Regions from separate parts of the Homo sapiens genome. Here regions 2 and 3 are each linked to region 1. A link is a loop called in an ENCODE intact Hi-C map of the cell type or tissue named here. Cell type or tissue: heart right ventricle. All regions are shown on one strand.

The links. A loop is a pair of places that touch in the nucleus more often than their neighbours do. Peaks named below come from ENCODE experiments on the same cell type or tissue, not always from the same donor. Only the 100,000 strongest peaks of a DNase experiment are listed, where the experiment ranks them.
Region 2: it touches region 1 in a loop (5-fold over the local background); 50 of 110 quality-filtered maps call a loop at or near these places.
Region 3: it touches region 1 in a loop (4-fold over the local background); 41 of 110 quality-filtered maps call a loop at or near these places.

Annotation. Positions count from the first base shown.
Region 1 is chr16:27,105,009-27,113,008 of GRCh38, reverse strand. No RefSeq gene overlaps it. Among named protein-coding and RNA genes, the nearest start is that of C16orf82, 42 kb to the right of the region's middle. RefSeq lists enhancers at 1,919-2,465, 2,466-3,014 and a silencer at 3,053-3,252. In heart right ventricle, CTCF peaks have their summits at 2,974 and 3,174 (motif pointing right); DNase peaks (open chromatin) are centred at 2,718 and 3,118; H3K4me3 peaks cover 1,286 bases; H3K27ac peaks cover 1,667 bases; H3K27me3 peaks cover 4,209 bases.
Region 2 is chr16:25,834,922-25,842,921 of GRCh38, reverse strand. All of the region lies in intron 1 of HS3ST4 (heparan sulfate-glucosamine 3-sulfotransferase 4), which reads right to left. Among named protein-coding and RNA genes, the nearest start is that of HS3ST4, 150 kb to the right of the region's middle. In heart right ventricle, a CTCF peak has its summit at 4,013 (motif pointing left); a DNase peak (open chromatin) is centred at 4,031; H3K27me3 peaks cover 2,339 bases.
Region 3 is chr16:25,820,198-25,828,197 of GRCh38, reverse strand. All of the region lies in intron 1 of HS3ST4 (heparan sulfate-glucosamine 3-sulfotransferase 4), which reads right to left. It also overlaps the pseudogene LOC100420641. Among named protein-coding and RNA genes, the nearest start is that of HS3ST4, 130 kb to the right of the region's middle. In heart right ventricle, no CTCF peak of the experiment used is centred here; no DNase peak of the experiment used is centred here.

The DNA of each region.
Region 1 (8,000 bases):
GCATGGTGGCAAGTGCCTGTAATCCGAGGTACTTGGGAGGCGGAGGCAGGAGAATCACTTGAACCCGGGAGGCAGAGGTTGTAGTGAGCCAAGATTGCACCACTGCACTCCAGCCTGGGCGACAAGAGCAAAACTCCCTCTCAAAAAAAGAAAAAAAAAAAAAAAGATGCACACACAAAAAAGGAAGAAAAATAATGGATGGCTTAATCTCAGCCTCTCTTGAAGCTCAGGAAGCTCACAGCAAAGTGCATATGACTTTACCCTCTGGATTTGCTCCCTTTGCCTACCCTCACCACTTCACAGGGAAAGGGGGCTTAGATGAAGTCCTTAGGAGAACCTATGTGGCAGATGTCCTCCTTACAGCTGAAGGAGTCTGGCATCAGAGAAGTTAAGCCATCTGCCCAAGGTCACACAGCACATCTGTGCACGTGAGGATTTGGACCTGGGTCTGTCTGATTCAAGGAAGCCCTGTGTAGGACTCAGGTGAGATATCTTGCATTAGACATCAGCCTGGAACTGGAGCTTTACTGCCCCAGGAGCTCTGCTCTAGAGACGGGATGTAAGTGCACCATCACGTGCACATCATTTGGGACTAGCTGGAGGAAATACATGAGCATTTGTGGCATGCAAGAAAGTGAGCAGAGCAGGAGCCTAGCAGACTTTTCTTTCTTTTTTTTACTGTTAAAGAATTGGGGGACAAGGAAGGGGACTAACATTTATGACATTCATTCATTCATTCATTCATTCATCCATCCATCCTTTGGTTCAATGATCCAGGTTTCTTGCTGGGCAGGCAAGTTACTTGCATTGTCTCATTCAATCCCCCAAATGAACAATCCAGCCAAGGCAGGAACCCCGCTTCATCCCTGTTTTGCAGGCCTGAGGAAATGGAGGCTCTGTGAGGGGAAGTGACTTGCTCAAGGTAACAGACCCACCCCCTCTCTCTTCCCTAAAACATTTTCCCCTCAGCGTAGCATCCACCCGGCAGCAGACTGTAGAGGGCAGGGGGTGCTGAAACCAGGCTGTCTGTTTAAATCTTGGTTCCCCTTTAATAGAGCTGTGACCTTGATTTCCACATTTGTAGAATGGGTTAGAAATGGTATCTACATCAAAGGCCTGCTGTGGAGATTGATGGAGATAAGGGATACAAATGCCTGCAGAGCAAGGGCTCAGAGTACTTTGGCTATCACTGTGATCTCCCTTCCCGAAATCGGTGTCAAGTTCAAGCTCCTTGAGGGAGGCTTCTCAGCCATCTCTGGGCTCTGTTAACTCACAAGCACCAGATCAACTCTGCTGCCTTCCCTGAGATGCTGCAGGGCCAGGTCCTGCGGGTGGGGGCGCAGGGATGGCAGGACAAACTCTGCCTTCGAGCTGTCATACCTGGTGCAGGAGACAGATGCAGGGACATGGCACATACACCCCCATGTAGTTAAGTGCAATTGTAAAGATGAGTTCAAATAAGAGCCATGATAATGGTGACCCCCAACCCGTCACTTTTTTTTTTTTTTTTTTTGAGACGGAGTTTCGCTCTGTCGCCCAGGCTGAAGTACAGTGGCACGATCTCGGCTCACTGCATCCTCCGCCTCCCTGGTTCAAGGGATTCTCCTGCCTCAGCCTCCCAAGTAGCTGGGATTACAGGCGCCCACCACCAGGCCCGGCTAATTTTTGTATTTTTAGTAGAGATGCGGTTTCACCATGTTGGCCAGGCTGGTCTCGGACTCCTGACCTCAAGTGATTCGCCCACCTCAGCCTCCCAAAGTGCTGGGATTAGAGGCGTGAGCCACCACACCCGGCCCCCAACCCATCACTTTTTAGTGTATCACCTTGTTGTATTTATTTCTTAGTACTTATTAATATTCAGATCATCGTGTGCATTTGTTGGTTGACTTTTGTATCGCCTGTCTTCAGCACTAAGTACCATATTTACCACGATCTCCTCACTGTCTAACATAGCTCCTGGCATCCAGCAGACACTCCGTAAATATTAATTGAATGTACCAGTGAGTTGTTGGGTGAAATGAAGCCCCACAAGTCAGCACTGTCCCTCCTGACATGGAGGAGAGAGGCAGGAGATAGGTGGCAGGGACTGTGTGGGCTCTGCCTCTGAGCCTCCCCGACCCCCTCCCTCGCCCCCTCCCTGTCTTTCCTGACCCCCTCCCTGAGCTCCCTGCCCACAGCTGAGGTCACCAGGGATGCTGGCAGGGACTGCAGCCTCTGGCCACTTTGGAGGTTGGCTCCCCACACACCCCCGGGTCTGGCAGCTGTTTGAGGTCAGCTCCCGGAGCTCATGGGAGTTTCCTGATGTAAGGCTGGTCTGGAGGGTCTGGGCAGCAGACTGTAGGCAGGTGGCGTTGAGCAAACCTCTGGAGCTCCCAGCATCTTTTCTTGTAGGATGGGAAGATCCTAGCATCCACTTTGAGCTGTATGGTGGAGTCCCGAGCCTGAGGGCTCAGGATGGGCCTTGGTGCCTTCAAACCGGGGCACTGCCACTTCCTAGCTGTGCGCGCTTGATTTCTCTGGGCCCAGCTGCAAAGTGGGGATAAATAGTACGACCTCATGGCTCCGGCTGGATTAGAGGAGTCCGCCTAGGAGAAGTGGCGGCCAAGAGCAAGCCCCTAGGCAGGATCAGCCGCGCCCTTTCGAGGGTCCAGGCCTGGTCCCAGAGATCCCAAGGGCCAGGGCCACGCCTGGGGTCCCCCTGCTCCCTGGGACCCTCTCGGAGCAGCTCCTTCTCCACTTCCCAGGCTCTATCCGTGGCCGCTGGGCTGCAGCAAAGAGCTTCTCTGAGTGCTTCGAACGTGCCTCTTAAAAAAAAAAAAAAAAAAAAAAAAAAAGGAAAGCCCTTTCTTGGAGAGTTGCCCACGGCAGACACAATTTAAATTAACTTAAACTATTTCCTTCCCCTCCCCCACCTCGTTATCCTTTTTCAGAGAGTAGGGAAGAGAAAACGTTTTCGGGAGAAAGCTACGGGAGGAGCTCCTCTCTCTCTCTTCCGTCCAGCGGATGCCGGGGCTGCAGAGGCCAAAGTTTGCAGCGGGCGCGGCGGGGCGGGAGCGGGGAGCGGCGGGTGGGGCGGCTGCTAAGGGAACGCGCGGGCGGCTCCCGGAGCCCGGGGAAGGAGGGGCGGCCGCCCCCGGTCCCGCCGCCGCCTCTGCAGTGCCGCGCATCGCCGCTGGGGGGCAGCAGGGCCCCGCGGAGGCCAAGTCCCGTCGGAGACCGCACAGCTCCTGGTCTCGTACCCCAGACCCGCCTTCCCTGACCTCCGCCCTGGCTGCTCACGGGACCCCGGGGACCAGAGGTCGCCGAGGCAGCAGCCCGCTCTCCTTGCTCCTCCCCTCTTTCATCTATCCCTAATTCATTAATTCATCCGTCCTTTCCGCCTTCGTTTCTCCAACCCCCACATATCACTTTTTCTCCCTTCTCCTCCTTTCCCTATCTTCTTTTCTTCCCTTCCTCCTCTTCATTCATTCATTCCTCCCTCGTATCCTTTCACCCACCCACCCACCACTCATCCATTCTTCCGTCCATCCACCCATCATCTATCTATCCCTCCAACTTCCCCTCCTTCCTTTCCTTCCTCCCTGCCTTCTTCCCTTTTCCCTCTTTCCCTTCCTTACTCTCTCTCCTTTCCTCCCTCCCTCCCTCCTTTCTTCCCTTCTTTCCCTTTCATTCTCCCTCTCTTTTCCTCCTTCCCTTCCTCCCTCTCTCTTTCCCTCCCTCCCCCTCCCTTCCTCCCTCCCTCCTGCCCTTTTTTCCTCCCTCCCTTCCTCCCTTCCTTCCCTCTTCTTTTCTTCCCCCACTCTTTCCTCCCTTCCTTTCCTCCATCCCTCTTTCCTCCCTTTCTCTTCCTTTCTTCTGGATTCTGGAGTCAGATTTAACTTCAGTCTCTGGGTACGTGGTTACCTGGCCTGCATGGCTGTTTCTGCACCTGGGAGGGGAGGACGCCTGGCCAGCCTCACAGAGCCGCGGGCAGGATCGAACCGGACAGTCGCAGAAGAGCCTTGCACAGGCTCCGCACCAGTGAGAGCCCAGGGCTGTGCCAGGAGGGGCACGTCCAGGCCCTTACTTCTCTAATCTGGCTGCGCCTTAGAATCACCCGGGAGCCTTTAAGACATACCGGTAACCAGAACTTCTGGTGGGTCCCAGACACTATTTTATTTTATTATTTTATATTTTATTTTATTTATTTTATTTTTGAGACAGAGTCTCCCTGTGTCGCCAGGATGGAGGGCAGTGGCTCCATCTTGGCTCACAGCAACCTCTACCTCCCGGGTTCAAGCAATTAATTCTCCTGCCTCAGCCTCCTGAGTAGCTGCCTGCCACCACCCCAGCTAATTTTCGCAGTTTTGTAGAGATGGGGGTTTCACCGTGTTGGCCAGGCTGGTCCCGAACTCCTGACCTCTAGTGATCCGCCTGCCTTGGCCTCCCAAAGTGCTGGGATTACAGGCCTGAGCCACTGCGCCTGGCGTTTGCTTTTTATTTTAATGGGCAGCCAGGGTGGAGAAATGATGCTCACGTTGTTTTTGATAGAGGCCAACTAGTGCCAGGTGAATGGGGGTATGGGGGTGAACAGAGGCAGTGGGACTTGACCGCACCCTCTGCCCACTGGCACATCTCCCCTCCTCCCGCTCCTCTAGGAGTCTTGGGGACTCCAGGATCCCTGCGGTGCTCCTGCCGCAATGCACCAAGCACACTCACACCCCAGGCCTTCCTCTGCACATGCCGTCCCCCACCTGCCTGCCTGATGTGTTATACAGATGCCTGGAGGCCACCCCTCTGTAGCACTCTGGGCCAATGCCCCTTCCCTGGCCACAGTTCCCAGGCAATCAGTGTGCCCCTTGTGCACCCCCACATAATCCCTTGCAGTTGCCTGTTTTGCCCCCATCTTCTCCTGTGTGTGGGGGTGCCCCAGGGACAGGGCTTAGATCTGATTCTTCTCTGAGTGTCCCAAGCCTGGCCCAGAGGAGGCACTGATAGAGGCGGATGCACTGATGTTTTGCTGCTAGGACTTGCTTTTGATAAAACCAGTGATATGGTCACCAGCAAATACCCCTTTTCCCTCCTGCCTGGGCCCCCCAGGACCAGCTCCAGTGGCTCTTCAGGGTGAGTCTACTTTCTGGGTGTGGTACTCCTCTCCTGGGTGTACCCAGAGCTTGTAAACTGGTCAGACTTCCCCCACTGATAACATTTTGTTTGGCATGCGGATAATTATTATTTTTTCCCAAGAAGTAGACCAGGTGCAGTGGCTCGAGCCTGTAATCCCCACACTTTGGGAGGTCAAGGTGGTTGGATCACTTGCGATCAGGAGTTCAAGACTGTAAGAAACATTCTTACCCATCCAAACCCAAAGAATGGACTCAGGGACATGGAGAACAGCAGAAGTGAGACTTTAATGGTGGTCTTGCAAGATTGGTGTCTGGCATGCAGGCACACCCAGAACGGTTTTAACAAGCTATTTACTCCCTAGCGCTCAAGTCCCTCCCCCAGTTCCTCATTGGCTGAGTACTATGGGGTTACAATCTTCCCGGACGTCACCTATTGGTGGTTGTATTAAGGTTTCAAGTATGTTCTTTAGGGTCTTTCTGCTGCCTTTTATTGCAGCCCATAATGCATTGCGACTATCTCAGGACTCTTTAAACATTTGACTTATGGCCCTAGTGGCTGCACTTGGCTGATAAGAAAGGGTACAATTATTTATGTTGCAAGCTAGCCTAAACTAAATTCTTTACTGGGGAGGGGGAGTTAAGGGGGGGCTCCAACCCATAGGCGCCTGGCTGCCGAGTGAAAGTAGAAAGCAGGAAGGAGAGAGGGGTGGTGGCTCAGTACATTCTGCTGCTTTATCTCCTTATTTCCATGTAACCTGCTTAAACCTATACTAAGACACTTAGAATTAAAAATGGGCCGCCGTGGCCGGGCTCTGTGGCTCACACCTGTAATCCCAGCACTTTGGGAGACAGAGGCAGTGGATCACCTGAGGTCAGGGGTTCGAGACCAGCCTGGCTAACATGGTGAAACCCCGTCTCTACTAAAAATACAAAAATTAGCCAGGTGTGGTGGTGGCTGCCTGTAATCTCAGCTACTTGGGAGGCTGAGGCAGGAGAATCACTTGAACCCAGGAGGCGGAGGTTGTAGTGAGCCAAGATCATGCCACTGCACTCCAGCCTGGGCAACACAGTGAGACTCCGTCTCAAAAAAAAAAAAAAAAAGAAGTAGTTGTCGATATTTAAAAACTGGCAGATTTCACATAAAATTGGGGATTTTTACCTTCTTTTCAAAACCCCAAAACTCTGGTAATATAAAACTGGCACCAGTTGGCTAAGCGAGGCATGGCTTCCCTTTAGACTGTGTGAGCTTCCTCCAGTTCATCACACACCCTCCTGGCCTCAGGCACGTTGGAGGTGAGGAGCTCTGCTGAGACTGTTTTAAAGAGGAGGAAGCTGAGGCCCAGCGAAGGCTGTAAACTTGGCAAAGGTCACACAGCAAATGTTTGGAGGAGCTGGGATCAGAACTCACGCTGGTCAGATACAGAGATGCAAGAGGCGGGTGGTCCGTTCTCACAAGGGTCTCTTCTGGAGAGAGAATGGAATGACTGAATGGGGAGTGGTCTGGAAGCCATGAGAAGCAGATGGGGCAGCTGGGCTGTGTCACCTGAGAGCAGAGATGCCTCAGGGAAGAAGTGGGGTCCTGGATAGTCATTTCCAGGTGGGAAGGAATGAAGGTGTTCTACGTGATTTTAGGAATACAGCCAGTATTCACTGGGCACTTATCATATGCCAGGCACAGTGCAAAGTGTGTTGAATGAACTCATGCGCTCTCCTTCATGACAGCCAATAAAATAGGCATTAAACATTTTATTTATTTATTTATTTAGATGTGGTCTTTGCTGTGTCTCCTAGGCCAGAATGCAGGGGCGCAATCATAGCTCGCTGCAGCCTCGAACTCATGGACTCAAGTCATCCTCTTGCCTCAGCTTCCCAAGTAGCTGGGATTACAGGTTTGCACCACCACAGCTGGCTCCTTTATAAAATTTTGTTTGTAGAGACAGAGTCTTGCTATGTTGTCCAACCTGGTCTCAAGCTCCTGGCCTTAAGTGATCCTCCTGCTTCAGCCTCCCAAAGCTCTGGGATTACAGGTTTGAGCCACTGTGCCCAGCAGACATAGACACATTTATAACCCTCCTTTTTACAAGAAACGAAGGCTCAGGGAAGGTTGAAATTTACCATGCTAGATTTAACTATTGGCATTAATATTTTGGTCTTTCCTCCTTCCTGAGTATCCAGGAAAGTACATTTTCCAGCCCCTTGCAGTTAAGCAGGGCCATGTGGTTAGCCCAGCCAATGAAATGTGGGTGGAAGTGATGGGTGCCACTTCCGGGTTGAAGCAGGAAGAGACTTTCTGTAATTATCCAGTGTCTTTCTCTCTCTTGCCCTGGTGGTGGTAGATGAGGCTGTGTTGTGGTCCTGGAACCATAAGTTCCAAGTGGTTCCTCGCATTGCTACGTGGCCACATCTGCAGCAGATTTGCATGACGCCAAAGGGACTTTTCTCTTGTGAAGTCATTGAGATTGAGGGATTGCAGCAAATCTCAGCCTACCTCAATTAACACATCCTACAGCTGGGAACTGGTGCGGCTGGGATTTGAACTCAGATCTCTCTGACCACAGACTGAAAACAGAATCAGGGAAGATGGTTGTAGATTCAGGGACACACATTTTCCCCACCTTCTGCATTTTAACATTTTGAAATCAGGTTTCGTCTGATAATCAATGGCACCTCACAACAGTTGTTGGCCTGTTGGTCGTGTGAGCTTTGTCTTTGCCTCGTATCTTTTGGCAAGATTTTCTTTAAACATAAAGGGCCAACATCGAAACTTGAAGAACGAATGAATGTCTGCTTGAAATAAAACCTCGGGGACAATGGTAGAACATTCTTTTAAGAAATGTTGCATCACTTACATTCTTGATGTCCTGGAAGATGCTATTGCATGAAAAACACAAACAT
Region 2 (8,000 bases), 1.3 Mb after region 1:
CACCATCTCAGAGTTAGCCAGTATTATTGCCCTCATTTTATAGGTGCAAAAAGTAAGGTTTTTGAGAGTCAAAATAACTTGTTTAATATCACACAGCTAGCAAACAGTGGAGCCAGTACATCTGCACACTCACTCACCCAGGAATAGACTGATTATATGATCAGACAGAGTGTCTATAGGATCAGATACCTATAAAGGGGTACTAAGCCTCTTGAGTTCAAAATAGCTATTGGTCCCTGAAGTTCCTAATTTCTAGGATTCTAGTGGTGGACCCATACTTCCTAATTACTTCCTAATAATGGGATTAATAAAACACAAAAACAAAGAAAGATTTCAGGGTTAATTCAGTTAATTTACTGGGTATCTAAAACATGCCAGTCCAGGTCCAAGATACTGGGAAGAAAAAGATGAAAAAGGCAGCTTCTTCCTTCCAAAACATCACAGTCCGTGGGCTAAAGAGAAGCAAGAAAAATAAAAAATCACAGTACAGTGGGGCATATACGATCACTGAAATCTGTGGGAAGTTTTTAAGAGCAGATTGGAAGAAGTCCATGTTGTTTGACTGTGTCAGTTATCTCAGTGTGTGTTAACATAAATGCAGATCTTTCCATGTGAAATTCTTAGATGTTAATATCAGGACTACAAGTATTTCTCTCGACCTGGAAGAAGTGGTTCATAGTGCCATGTGTAATTCCAAAAATTTAAGCTAAAGCTTTAAGACTCCTTAAGGTGACCTTTTCTTCAACAAAAGGCAACCTCAACTGAGCCACTTCTCTGCCCACTGGAAAAGGGCATGCTCTGCAGCTGGACTTGCCATACGATAAAAAGTCCAAAATGTCAAGGAGCCATTGACTTGCATGTTTGTGCCAATATATTGCAAATATGGTTTTTTGTAGTGGTAGGGCTGGGCTCAGCCCCAAAGTGCCAGATGGTGCTGAGTACTCAAGAATAAAGCCATCTGCAGAACAACTCCTTCTACGGCCATTACAATTTGTACTGATTATAAGCCTCTATCAGAATGTCTTTAGGACTCTTATCTATGGATAATCCCATACTGTTCATTACAGCTCTGGGTTTAAGACCATAATGACAGTTACAAGAATGGGAAAACATATTGAAGCAATAGTCTCCACACCACCCACAGACGCAGGTTCTAGTTCCCATTATGCCATATTCATTGGAAACTCATAGACTGGAAGACAATTGAGACCTACTCGGGAAGGTGAATCTAATGACACAAGGAGCTCCATGAGATTGTCTCTGGTTTTGAATAAAATCTGAAGGAATAAAATATTAGAAGATTATTTAATATTAAATAAATATGAAAATTAAATACAGGCCAGGCACAGTGGCTTACACCTATAATCCCAGCACTTTCAGAGGCCAAGGTAGGCAGATATTTTGGGCCCAGGAGTTCTAGACCAGCTAGGGCAACATGGTGAAACCACATCTATACAAAAAATACAAAAATTAGCTGCCTATAGTCCCGGTTATTCCAGAGGCTGAAGTGGGAGGATCCCCTGAGCCTGGGGAGGTTGAGGCTGCAATGAGCCATGATCACGCCACTGCACTCCAGCCTGGGTGACAGAGCAAAACTCTGTTTCAAAAAAATAAAGTGGCCGGGCGTGGTGGCTCACGCCTGTAATCCCAGCGCTTTGGGAGGCCGAGGAGGGTGGATCACGAGGTCAGGAGATCGAGACCATCCTGGCTAACACAGTGAAACCCCGTCTCTACTAAAAATACAAAAAATTAGCCAGGTGAGGTGGCGGGCACCTGTAGTCCCAGCTACTTGGGAGGCTGAGGCAGGAGAATGGCATGAACCCCGGGGGGCGGAGCCTGCAGTGAGCAGAGATCGCACCACTGCACTCCAGCGTAGGTGACAGAGCAAGACTCTGTCTCAACATAAATAAATAAATAAATAAATAAATAAATAAATAAATAAATAAACAAACAAATATAAATTAAAGTAAAGTAAATACAAATCTCATTTGGCCAACTATGAGAGTCTTCTGTCTTAGACCAATAAGCTTACTTGACCACAGATGGCCCATGGATTGGGTTTGGCATCCCAGGCTCTTTCATGTGTAATATTTGGGTGCTGCTTCTACCAATAAAAACTCCACAGTGTTTATTTGATCCAAGCTGTAAGGATGTGTAATACCTTATAAGAGGATGTTCTGTAGGTGATTAAATTCTTTGCTGAATCAGTTTTGGCCCCAGTAGGTTGATACTTTATTTCTTTACAGTGCTCAAAACATTAAGGTCCTCATAAAATGAATTAATGATCCATTGTAAAATGCCCTTTATGGAAAAAAATCACTTTTATATTCCAGGAAACTGATATTACATTATCTTTACCATCATAATATGATAGTATCTAAGAACTATTTGCATAGAAACACTAGCTAGGCTGGAAGCTACGTGATGACCAACAACTTATTTGATATTAGGAGTAAAATAAAATATGAGAGTTATTTAACTTAACCTATTGAAACACCCTTTGGTGGAACAGTCAAGATACCAAAAGACTTCACAGAATCCATATGCCATGTGGGTTTCTGGATTGTAGTAGTTGCGTCTCAAAATGCTCAAAGGAATCCTAAACCTATTTTAAATTCCTACTGCCATAACTGAAACTCTCTGTCAGCTGTTTGCAACAAAAGGCTTCCCAGAAATAATTTTTGGGACATTTATGTCAAAGAGATTTAAGGAAAATTGTCGACAGGAACCTTATCTGAACTGTCTCTATCACTCTCCAATCATGCACCAGTGAGTATCAGTATGAAAGTGATATACTGTTGATCAAGGGTGCCTTATGGTGTTGTAAGAAGAGATCGACCAGAAAGAACATTTTAGTTTCCACTGATTGACAGGCCATGGAAGGTATAACTCAACCATATCATTCTGGACTTAACCACTGTCTTCTAATACAAATATTTCATGATAAAAGTATTCCACATATGGTTTCTTCTCGGCCTATACTTTCTTCCTTTTGACCAGGAGTGTTAACCTTTTTTCAGCAAAGGGATTGGACCTGCCTTAAAATGGAGCTCAAGTTCAATGCCACATAAAGTTCGCAGTGCTGATTGGCTTTTGTGATCATCACTTCAACAATAAAATTAGATGTTCTTCCAAGAGTGGGGCATGTCAAGGCAGAAAAATCCATCCTAGAGCCTCTTATGACTGACCTAGACTCTCATGCTAAAAATTTATCATAGACAAAACAGTGAAGAGCGATATTCACTGATCACTGTTGTGAGACCCTGGCATTTTTATAAACACTAGAATATAACACAAAGCCCTATTGTCAGGAAAAGAAAAAGACCATGTAAATAACTGAAAGAGAAGTCTCCTGTGTATCAGAAATTGGAGATCACTCAATGAGAATGCTAGTCCGGAGGGTGGAGAGGATGTTTTTATTTTCCTGATAAACATGCATAATGGCTGAGAAACCACTACTAACTGTCTTAAAGGTAGAAAATTATGGGAATATTCTAAAACAAAAATGGAGGAAGGGAAGATCCAATGGGTGATTTCACATGTTATCTCTGTGAGTTTCTGCTTCCTTTTGTCTTTCAAAGGGAAGGTCACCAGCAAGACAGCCAAGTCTTCCTTTGTGAGATTTCCTTTGCTTTCTTCATGATGTCTTCATAAAATCAGATACATCTTCCCAAACAGCTACATAAATAATAAAGTGATACACTCCCTACATTCCATAAATATATTATCTTTGTTCCAAGAAGTTAATCTTTAGAGATCTGTTTTTAAAGGATCAATACCAAGGAGGATATATACAGAGTCCTGGATTTACACATGTCAGATACTTTAATTTCAAGACTTTTTACTCAGGGTCGGTTCCTGTACTGTAGCCAGTCTTTAGGTGGCAGTGATGGTTATCTGACAACTTCAAAATGAAGAGGTCCCTAAACCTGCCAGATCCCCTTAACCAAAGGCCAAATTCCACAGTGCCAAGACCGATTTGATTTCATTTTATTTATGTAGAACAGTGACACCTAGTGGCAGGGAAGGCAAATCACAAAAGAGAATTCTCTGGTGGCACCTCCCCCATCTCATCGGGATTAGTGAAAAAAGTGACCCAAAAAGGGCTTCGCTCTTTTCTCGGCTGAGTGTTGGCCTTATTTTGAAAGTCTGCAGTGATTCGTGGTTAAGAGCCATCTCAGTGGGCTGGACCTATTCTAGCTTCTCTGGAAGGACGCAAACCCAGTTATAGATCTCAAGAGTGGGCGGGTCTAGGAAAAGACTTAGAAGGGACTGGTGTTCTAAAGACAGAGCGTGAGAAATAAACCCACCCCAGATCCTAAATAGCCAACTAAGGACACTGTGGAATTATCCAAAGACTCCAGGGTAAATAGCATGCTGAGGAAATTTTACCAGTAACAGAGAGATGGAAGAATGAACTGCAAATATGAATCACGATCCTATATTTGTTGGTTTTCTGCCATTAGACTGAGCTCCTTGAGAGCTGAAACTATTATCTTTGCCTTTTGTTAGAACCAGCCACATATGTCTGACAAATGGCAGGTGCATAAGTAAATGCTGAATGAAAGAGAGAGAGAGCATGCAATAAAGAGAATGAATCGGGTCAGATAAGTACTTCTGGGAAAACTAACTAAGATAAGAAGAAGCCTGCACTGTAGTCCCACTAAAGCTAAGATAGCTTTTAGCAAACTTGATGTAGTTAAATAGCAGCGGTAGTCGTTAATATCGACTGAATAAGTAGGATACACGATTCCAGCATATTTCTCTATTAGTATTCCTGTTTAGCATCTGGGAAACCAAAGCACATTTACATAGCTGAGAAGCTGCAGAGTTGGGGTTCTAACCCAGGCAATCTGGTTCCAGGGTCCGTTCTCTGCACCTTCATGCTGGGCTGCCTCCTTTCAATTAAAGTGGTTATTCACTGGGAAAACATGGACATCAAGATGGCAACAGTAGACACTGCGGACTACAAGAGGGGGAAGTGGGGGAGAGGGAGGTGGGTTCAAAAACTACCTTTCGGGTACTATGCTCACTATCTGGGTGATGGGACCATTCCTACACCCAACCTCAGTGACATGCGATTTACCCATAAAACAAAGCTGCACATGTAGCCCCTGAACCTAAAATAAAAGTAAAAAAATAAATAAATAAAGTGACGATTTAAGTCCCAAGAGAAGTATTTAATATGCAACAGGATTTTTTTTTTAAAGAGTGAGACCTGTCAGTGCATTTAAAATATGATTTACACATATTTCTTCAGTGAATCTGTTATATAGGACCTGTACCCTAACATGCGCCTTACAAAGGACTATCCTGGTTGGAATATTCACATATCCCATCAAATAGATAGCCATAGGTAGGCACTGAGCTCTCCCCATCTTAAAGACATTTGGCTACTATAATGTCAGCATATCTGACATGAGAAAGCGTTCTTATTCTCTGCTCTCTCCCCATGCCCTAGTCTTTTTAAAAACAAGATTCTTTCATTCCTTAAGAGTTCCTGGAAAATTTCTGGAAAATAATCCTCATCATTTTTTTCACATATTCCTTATCCAGCAAAAAACACTTCCCCCTGAGTCTGTACATAATCCCGGTTTGCCTACCTAGGGCCTTGTTCATCCAAAATGAGAGGAAAGCAAGATGTGGGTGTGGGTTCACACCCAGGATCCTCATGTGATTCCTCTGAACGTGAATGAGCTGAATGGCATCCAATGAGTTTTTTGACACAATGATCGTCTGCAGCAGAAATCTCATGGCTGACCCTAGTCCCCAAGGTAAGGTCAGCTGTTATACTGGAGAAGGGGATCTGCCATCGCCTAACTCCATTGGAAATCATCCATGAACTGCGGATTGGAAAATCAACCATGACTGGTCTCAACCCATACTGACCTGGAAAGATCTGGGGACAAAATGAGTCCCAAGAGAAGAGGTGAGCACAAAACCACATAACAATGCCTCTCTGAATGTCCTTTCTCATTACGATGGCCAGTGTTACTGATGAACCAGTTGTCGAGTACATTTTGGGAGGTACCATATCCATAGTCCTGAAGTCACCTTAACTATAAATTGTGTAGGCTTCCTTTAATATGAATTCTTGCTACCTTGGGTTTTCTGTTCCTTATATCCTTTATTCAAGAATTATGCAAGGTTATATTCTGGGTCTATTGTAATTTAACATTTATAGTCCATAGTGCCTCTGGGACTAGATTACCTCCCTGCATGATATTGTTTTTCATTTCTACGCTGACAAACACGCCATTTCAACTGTCACTTAAGCAGCCAGTTCAAGCTCTACTGTTATTTTAGCTCCATATTGTCAAACGGGTGGATTTATAAATGTGTTACCTGAAGGAAACATTCCCCTAAATAGCAGAAGTGGAGACTTTATTTATTTATAATTATTTGTTAGATTTGTAAAAATGTTCCTGTTGCTAAAAAGCCTCTGGCTAAATACAAATTAAAACACTTTTGAATGTAGTAAAATCAGCAGTGGCATCATTTTAATTACCCATTGGGAGATGTCAGGCAGCAAAGATGTATTTCTTTCTTTCCTTCCTTGGTTAACAGGACTGCCTGCTTAGGGATATGAACTTCCTGTCTACATGTCTACGACACAGACTGCCTGGCCCCCAGTCCATCTTCATGTGGTGCAGTCATCCATTTGAACCCCTATGCATGGGTAGGGGTCCAAAAGAAGACAGAAGGCACAGCAGAAATTTATTTTTTTGTAATTTTGGCTCCTTAGCACTCCTTCACCCCTTCCTAGTGATATCCTGATTTGGCGAGGGGAGGCCACCTGGGAACATCATGCCCTTCCGTTTTGTAGGCTTGGTAGGAAAATAATTCAGGATGATCACCTCCCAACTCAGAAGAGACCAGCTTGTTCCTCTTCTGGTCTGGACATGACTATGATTTCCGCCACCCAGCCCTCCGGAATGCCCTTGGTTTCTGTCCATTTCCAAGTATGGTCTCCTATTTCCCTTTCCTCAGTCCCCTTATTTTCCCACTAAGTTCTCTTCTGCTTCAGTGAGCCAGCGTCAATTTCTGTTGCTCGCAAGCAAGAAGTCTGACTTTTTATAGAGATGGTTAAAACAAAAACAAAACAGTGTGGCTCACCCTTTGGTATAAGAGAGAAAATGCAGATCTGTTTCCAAACCCAATCAGCCCCCGGCAAGTCACAACACATTTTTCTTCAGTGAAAAGAAACAGCACAGAATTGCCCTTATGCAGACCTGATTTTGACTTCTGACTTCTCCACTTACTGGACCTGAGCAAGTTCCTCAACCTCTCTATGCCTCCGTTTCCTCATCTGTCAAATGGGATTACTGTAAGCAGATTCCTGGGAAGTGCATGTAAAGCATTTTTCTCTATTGATGGCACATGGTAGGTACAATGCTCAATCAACGTTAGCCAACTTGATTTTTTTTTTCATCATCTGTCAACTGAGGAATAATAATATCCCCACTCACTCACAGAGTTATTTTCAGGATGAAATGTGTGAGACAATACTTTGAAATATAAAAAGAGCCTACAAGTAGGAAAGCAGGAAAAAATAGAGAAGCTGCCCTCTGGCTCATGCACAGAATTGAACTGACTCATATGGCAAGGCAGTGTTTGTTCAGCAATTCCTCTAGCAGGGGATGTTTAGCAAGTAGTCAGGAGTTTTGATGTTCAAACAACAACGGGGGAAGGAAAGCTGCCCTGGAGACTTAAGAGGCATATTTTAGGAAAGCCTCTCTTTTTAAAATTAATTAATGATGATACATTTTAGACATTAAATAGGCATAAAGAATCTTAGAATGAAAACCAACACACCTATCACTTAGCTAAAGAAATAAAACCTAACTCATGGTGATGAAACCCCTTGTGTAGTTTCTACCACATTCCTTCCTTTCTCTAATTTCTTTTGGGTTTTTTTCTTTGGTTGGTTGGAGGGATGGTTGGTTTATTGTTTTTTGTGTTTTGTGGTTTTTTTGAGACAGGGTCTCACTCTGTCGCCC
Region 3 (8,000 bases), 1.3 Mb after region 1:
GAAAAGAAAGAAAGAGAAAGAGAGAGAGAAAGGAAGGAAAGGAAAGGAAGAAGGGAGGGAGGGAGGGAGGGAAGGGCTGCTTATGAGGTACTATGCTTTTTATCTAGGTGAAAAAATAATTTGTACACCAAATCTGTACATCCTGCAGCACACAATTTACCTCTATCAGAAATCTACTCATGTGCCCCTGACCCTAAAATAGAAGTTAAAAAAAAAGAAACCTCCTCTCCTCATAAAGAAGCTTTCCTCACTTAGTATCTTCTGAATCTGAAACTTGGTTTCAACACGAGCTCTGCTGATTGCTAGCTCCGTAGCTTGTGACAAGCTTCCTCATCTGTTAACATGGAGGATAATTTCACAGAAGCATCTTGTGAATATTAAATGAGCTAAAATTCACAAATCAATCTGGCACATAGTAGGCCAGATTGACTCTTGAAAGAAATTTCTACAAATTAGGAAACTTTAAAACTTTACCATTTTAAAGTTTAAACTTTAAAATTATCTAATGTAAGGGAGAAACGAGAATATGCTAAATGTAGCATCCTTGGTGGTTTTTATTCTAAGAACCTCTTTTTGGGACTTTATGTCCAAATGATTACTTCAGTAAATAACTGATTTCCGCTAAGATAGAAACCAAAAGCTTGTTGTTGTTTTTTTTTTTTTTGTGAAGACAGCATTATTCTGTTTATTACATTGACAATTAACAGTAAGTTTTGAAAGACAGGAAAGTCTTCAAAGGAATTTGGGGAACTGTATTCTGACTTGTCAGTGAATGCTGTGGCCTTCCCTGTCCCACCTAAATGACATCTGCCTGGGTCATAGACACCTGCAGGTGTCGATCAGGGTATGGATGGCAGTCACTCTCTGCTTATTGCTTGAACGAAGGAATTGCAAACTCTGACACTATTATGGAGCTGATCCCTTACTGGCTCGGACAAGGAGAAAGCCAGTTTGTAGGACCGTGTGGCTTTCTATGCAACTGACACACAGAAAGACCAAATGGCTCCAAGAAAGAGTCTGAGAGCAGCTACGTTGGATCTCAATGGCTTTCTGATTATTGGTCCTAGTGTCTCGTCCCTGCTGGGTTTTCAATTTCTGGTTCTAGCCTCTTGAGAAGTCTGGCTCTATTTCTTATTAACTTCCATTTTCTATCTTTGAGTCCATATAATAAAGTGCCCTTCCTTTTCTTTTTTATTTTTTTCTGTAGCCTAGTTTGAATGATCCTCTGTTACTTGCAAACAAAGGCACACCGAGGACTGCAGCTTTTCACTGAGGTTGGAGGTAATACTGAGGATCATCACTGTCTTGAAAATGGCACATTCTGGAAGACTTGAAAAGGGCAAGCATGTCTGATTTATAAAGAGATAAACCCACTCATGGAAATTATATACCATGAAAGCTATTAAAATCACCCGGGAAATTACTAAAATAATCATGCCTCCCTTCAGCCACAGGCTCCTATCCCTCCAACTTGACGATTCAACTGCTTCCTTTGTTGACCTCACCAAGACATTTTGTCACTGGTTCCTAGACTATCTTCCTTTTTTTTATAGTGCCCTAGCCCCACCCCACTCCTCACATGTTCATTTCCCTTGCTAGGTGCATTTGGTCCATGGTTCTTATTTTTGCAATTTCCTTGATAATATCCTTGATTTCCTTGATATCCTTGATTTCCTCAATAATATCCTTGCCACCCAACCCCTTCCCCATTTCACTAGACCCACCAGGGGGAAATTCCAGGCCTCTATGAGCCATGTCCTCCCTTTATCTGCATGCAATGGACTGAATTGTGTCTCTCCACCAAAAAGAAAAATTATGTGTTTAAGTTAACCTCCAGTACCTCAGAACGTGACTGTAGTTGGAGACACTCCAAATATGGGTGCAAGTTTATGAGGAACAGACACCTACAAGAGGCACCTGCACCCATACTTGAAGCTATGCTGCTCTGAAGCCTGAAGGAGTTCTTGAGGTCCAGAAGGAAATTCTGTAGCAGAAAAAAGGCCATTTCTACAAGATGCACGTGGCCAGCAGGGGCAGGAGATCATCTTTCTGAGCTCCATAATGAGCAAGTTCTAGGAAAAAACAAGCCATCTGGAGAATAAGTTCACCTCAAGTTTGTCATATTGGATGAGATCCTAAGACTCAGCAAAGACACTATAGAGCTCTTGTGGGATGTGCCCAAGCTGAATGATGAAATATCCCAGGAAAACACATACCTACACAGGGGGATCCTAAGATTCTAAGACCCTAGAGACTTTAAAGGGCAAAGAATTTCTGGTGGGACACCAGGACACCACCTGTCACAACTATTCCATGAGTGATCTACTCTTCAGCGGTTCATCTAAAACATCAAAGTATGGGCCTCATTTACCAACTCCAGTGACAGAATACACTAGAAGAAATGCTAGTATGATGATGAAGCTTTGCATCCAGAGACCAAATCCTAGAGTGGCTCTGCAGATGATATCATCATTATCTGGGACATCCAGAGCCTGAATAAGGTGAACACAGTTAGCACATATGGCAGTCTTACGTTCACACAGGTCTCTGCACACAATGCTGTTGAGTGGGTTCCAAAAGACCAAAAATTCTGGAATATTATGAATACCAATGTGGAGCTAAAGGAGTTGAACAGCCTCCAGCAGTAAGCTCAGGACCCAGTGGTGCCCCACAGCAGCATGAACAGTGGCTCCTACAAGACCATCAAGATCTGAAACACCCAGACCCTCAACTGCTTGCATGTCCTGCAGACGTCCAGCTGCAAGATCTACACCATCACCATCACAAACCATTGCACCATCTATGCAACTAGGGGAACCCCAGTATGTTAGCTTCCTAAGTTTGCCATAGCAAAGTACCACAATCTGCTGACTGATAACAACAGCAATTAATTCTCTCACAGTTCTGGAGCTGAGAAGTACAAAATCAAGGCGTAAGCAGAGTCATACTCTGAAGGTTTCACGAGAGGATCCTTACTTGCCTCTTCCTAACTTCCGGTGGTTGCTGAAATCCTTGACATTCTTTGACTTGTAGATGCATCAGTGCAATCTCGGCTTCTGTTGTCACATGGGATTCAATCCGTTTGTCTCTTTTGTCTTGATGTCTTCACAAAGAATTCTTCTCTCAGTGTGTCTGTGTCCAAATTTCCCTCTTCTTGTAATGACAACGATCATTGGATTAGGGCTCATCCTATCCAATATGACTTCATCTTAACTTGATCACATCTGTAGAGACTCTATTTCCAAATGAGGCTACATTCACTGGTTCTGGGTGTTAGGACTTCAACATATTTTGAGAAAGGCATAATTCTGCCCATAACACTCATCCACATGTGAATCATCAAACACAAGGAGAAGGTGCAGAACTGATAGCCAGTAGGGCACTATATATGACTTGATAGTCATCTCCATTCCAGAACAGACCAAAGACTTCTATATGTGGCACCTCTGCCCCTGGGACCTGGAACAGGAACAGCCAGATCTGCACACAAGACCCTCGTATGCTGATATGGTTTGGCTGTGTCCCCACCCAAATCTCACCTTGAACTGTAGCTCCCATAATTCTCACGTATCATGGGAGGGACCTGGTGGGAGGTAATTGAATTATGGGGGCAGGTCTTCCCCATGCTGTTCTCTTGATAGTGAATACGTCACATAAGATCTGATGATTTTATAAGAGGAGCTCCCCCGCACAAGCTCTCTTGCCTGCTGCCATGTAAGACATGACTTTTCTCCTCCTTTGCCTTCCGCCATGACTGTGAGGCCTCCAAAGCCATGTGGAACTGTGAGTCCATTAAGCCTCTTTCCTTTATAAATTACCCAGTCTCGGGTATGTCTTTATTAGCAGGGTGAGAACAGACCAATACACATGGCAACTGGGAGAGTGCTGTGCTGGCAATGTCCCATATCTGGCCATAAACAGTATGTGGAAGGATCGGATTTGCTCATTGAGTATTCAGGCCAGGTCTTGGTTCTCCCTGGAGGTATCCTGAGTCTGTCTGAGCCAGGCCTCCCTATCAGCAGACCTCCCTGTTTCTGTGTCTTCCCTTCAGGGGCACCTGACTCAGCCAGGGCCCTCTCAGCCCAAGCTCAGTGAACTGCACTCCACACTTAGCCCTGTTTCTCCCAGGGCTGCCAAGACGAATGACTCACACTGTTGCCAGGCACAGTGCTTCCTCAGCTCAGTTCACTCTTGTTTCCCTCTCCAAACAGACTTCACATCACTTTATTCAAGTTCTCTACTGCTTTTTAGGCTGTTAGCAAATTTTATTACTTTCTGATTTAAGTCAAAATAAGGCAAAAAATAAGAGAATATATAAAAAAACAGTGGCCTTAGGCCAGGCGCAGTGGCTTAAGCCTGTAATCTCATGACTTTGAGAGACCAAGGCAGGCAGATCACCTGAGGTCAGGAGTTTAAGACCAGCCTGGCCAACATGGTGAAACCCCATCTCTACTAAAAATACAAAATAACTTAGCTGGGCATCATGGTGCATGCCTGTAATCCCAGGTATTCAGGAGGCTGAGGCACGAGAATCGCTTGAACCTGGGAGGTGGAGGTTGCAGTGAGCCAAGATCATCCCACTGCACTCCAGTCTGGGCAACAGAGCAAGACTTCATCTCAAAAAATAAAAAATTAAATTAAATTAAAAAGTGGCCTTGGAGAAGACTTCCTGAAAATCTTATAATTCCAATAAATAATAAATCATCCTAAATGATGAAAGGAAAATTAAGGTGGGGAGGAGTTGTATAATGAACTACATACCTCATCCCTGCAATTCCTTTTACCTGGGGGTGCTTCCTCCTTTTGGACAAATAAGCAGTCATTATCGTAGGAAAGGAGTTGCAGAAACAGAGAGAAACAAGTCTTTCTCTTGCTTTTGTCTTTGAGAAGTTTAGATCTCTGTGTTTCACAAACCTAAGTCCTGAGGGAAATCAAGAAGCAGAAAACACAACGTGTAAGAGCATCCCTGAATAGAAAGAGTTCCCTGGGCTAAAGAAATCCCCTTTTCTGGAATGCACAATTATGGCCACTTGGCACATATTTCTGGGAATCTTTCCTAAACATAGCAGGTGCAAAACTAAGTGTAAAGAAGAAGCTGGGGCTTGAATTGCAGGTCCCTTTCTAAGAAAACACGATGCTGTTATTAAAAGTAATCCTGTGGGCTGGGTGCAGTGGTTCACGCCTGTAATCCCAGCCCTTTAGGAGGCAAAGGAGGGCAGATCACTTGAGGCCAGGAGTTCAAGACCAGCCTGACCAACATAGGGAAATCCTTTCTCTACTAAAAATATAAAAATTAGTCAGGGGTGGTGGTGCACGCCTGTAGTCCCAGCTACTTGGGAGGCTGAGGCAGGAGAACCACTTGAACCTGGGAGGTGGAGGTTGCAGTGAGCTGAGATCGCACCACTGCACTCCAGCCTGGGTGACAGAGAAAGACCCTGTCTCAAAAGAACAAAAAAAAAAAGTAATCCTGGGGGAACACACACCTCAGCTTCTTCCCCCACCCACCCTCCAAATATGAAGGAACAAGTGCTGAAGAAAAAAGCACACTATCAGGGACCTGAAGAGTTCTCCTTAACCCAGTGGTCCTCAGCAGAGGGCAACCTTGCTTTCCCACAAAGGGACACTTGGCAATATCTGCACACATTTCTGGTTGTCACAACTGGGAAGTCCTTGTATCATCACAAGGCCAAGAGACCATTCCTACTCCCAAGAGAAAAAATAAAGTCTAGGAGTAGCTGGGTGCTATGGTCTGACCGAATATTTGTGTCCCCCCAAAATTCATATGTTGAAATCCAACTCCCCGAGGTGGTAGTATTAAGAGGTGAGGCGTTTTGGAGGAGAGGAGGTCACGAGGGTAGAGCACTCATAAATCGGACCAATACTCTTCTAAAAGAGGCTCAAGAGAGACCTCTTGAGTGAGGCAAGAGTGAGAAGCAGGCTCTCACCAGACACCAGATCTGCTGGCACCTTGATCTTGGAATTCCCAGCCTCCAGAACGGTGAGAAATAAATTTCCATTGTTTACAAGCCACAAGGTTTACAGTGTTTTGTTATAAGAGCCCCCAATGAACTAAGACGCTGGACTTCCCAGAACAGTCCTTTTTCACCTACAGAGATTTCAAAGAATAGACTGGGCCTAGACATACCGGGCATCACAAATACAGGAGAGGATGAAAAACAAGACAAGTAGATGCAGAAAGCCAGTCTATGAGACATCTGATTCATTAAACTAAAGGAGAAGTCTCAAATATGCAAAGCTCCACTGCTGTGACTGCCAAGAAGAGAAAACCTTTTTTTTTCTTTAAGAGATGGAGTTGGCTAGAGGGTAGTGGCACGATCCTCAGGTCACTGCAACCACCACATCCTAGGTTCTAGCAATTCTTCTGCCTCAGTGCCTGTGCATGCCCCTATGCCCAGCTAATTTTTTGTATTTTAGTAGAGACAGGATTTCACTGTGTTGCCCAGGCTGGTCTCAAACTCCTGAGCTCAGGCAATCCACCCTCCTCGTCCTCCCAAAGTGCTAGGATTACAGGTGTGAGCCACCGTGCCCAGCAGCGAAAGCCTTTCTAAAAGCAATTTTACAAAGAAAGAAAGCATATGGAAAAAATTGATAGGTTTACTCAGATAAAAATAAAAACAATCTATAAAATAAGTAGCTTTAAAAAGAAAATGATCATAGAGGAAAAGCTATTGCAACAGACCAAACAAATGCAGAGCTAGGAATATTACTATGTGAAGAATTCTTATAAATCAATATGAGGAAAACACATTAGAAAAAATGGGCAAAGGACATAAGTAAACCTGTCAATCCACCTAAAAATGCAAATGTCATAATCAAATGAGTGATAACAGATTTAGCATCACTAAAAAATTCAAAGGTGCGGGAGGCCAAAGCAGGTGGATCACGAGGTCAGGAGATCGAGACCATCCTGACTAACACAGTGAAACCCCGTCTCTACTAAAAATACAAAAAATTAGCCAGGCTTGGTGGCGGGTGCCTGTAGTCCCAGCTACTCGGGAGGCTGAGGCAGGAGAATGGCGTGAACCTGGGAGGCAGAGCTTGCAGTGAGCCGAGATCGCACCACTGCACTCCAGCCTGGGCGACTGAGCAAGACTGTCTCAAAAAAAAAAAAAAAAAAAATTCAAAGGCGCAAATGAATGTCAATGTCTGCTGGTAAATCTACATATTGATAGGAGCTTTCTGGGGCATCAAAAAAGCTATAGCAAAGCCCTAAAATGAGTAAACTCTTCATTCATCAATTCCACTTATTCGACTTGGTCCTAAGGACCAATCATCAAGCTGAAAAATGAATTTTAAAAAAATAGTAGGCCAGGGGCAGTGGCTCATGCCTGTAATCTCAACGCTTTGGGAGGCCAAGGCAGGAAGATCACTTGAGCCTAGGAGCTCAAGATAAGCCTGGTCCACATAGCCAAACCCCGTCTCTACAAAAAATTTAAAAAATTAGCCAGGTCTGGTGGTGCTTGCTTGTAGTCCTAGCTACTCACGAGGCTGAGGCAGGAAGATCTCTTGAGGCCAAGAGTTTGAAACCAGCCTCGGCAACATAAAGAAATCTGTCTCTACAAAAAAATAAAAATAAAAATAAACAACAACAACAACAACAACAAAACTTGTATTAATTAGCCAGGCAGGGTGGCATGCACCTGTAGTCCTAGCTACTCAGGAGGCTGAGGCAGGAGGATCTCTTGAGCCCAAGAGGTCGAGGCTACAGTGAGCTATGACTGCACCACCGCACAATAGCCTGGACCACAAGAGAAAGCCCCTGCCTTAAAAAACAAAAAAGAAAATAGTAAAAATGTTTCATGTCACACAAAGAACAAGGTCAAAGAGCTGTCCTAACTTGCCCAAGTTCCTTCAGCTGTGAAGTAGCAAAATGGCATTTGACCTCAGATTTGCCTTCTTCAGAGGCCCTACCCAGGCTTGTCAACAGTCAGTCACTGAAAGACAGCACAGGTGGTCAGTAAGCAATTGTCCATCAGGCA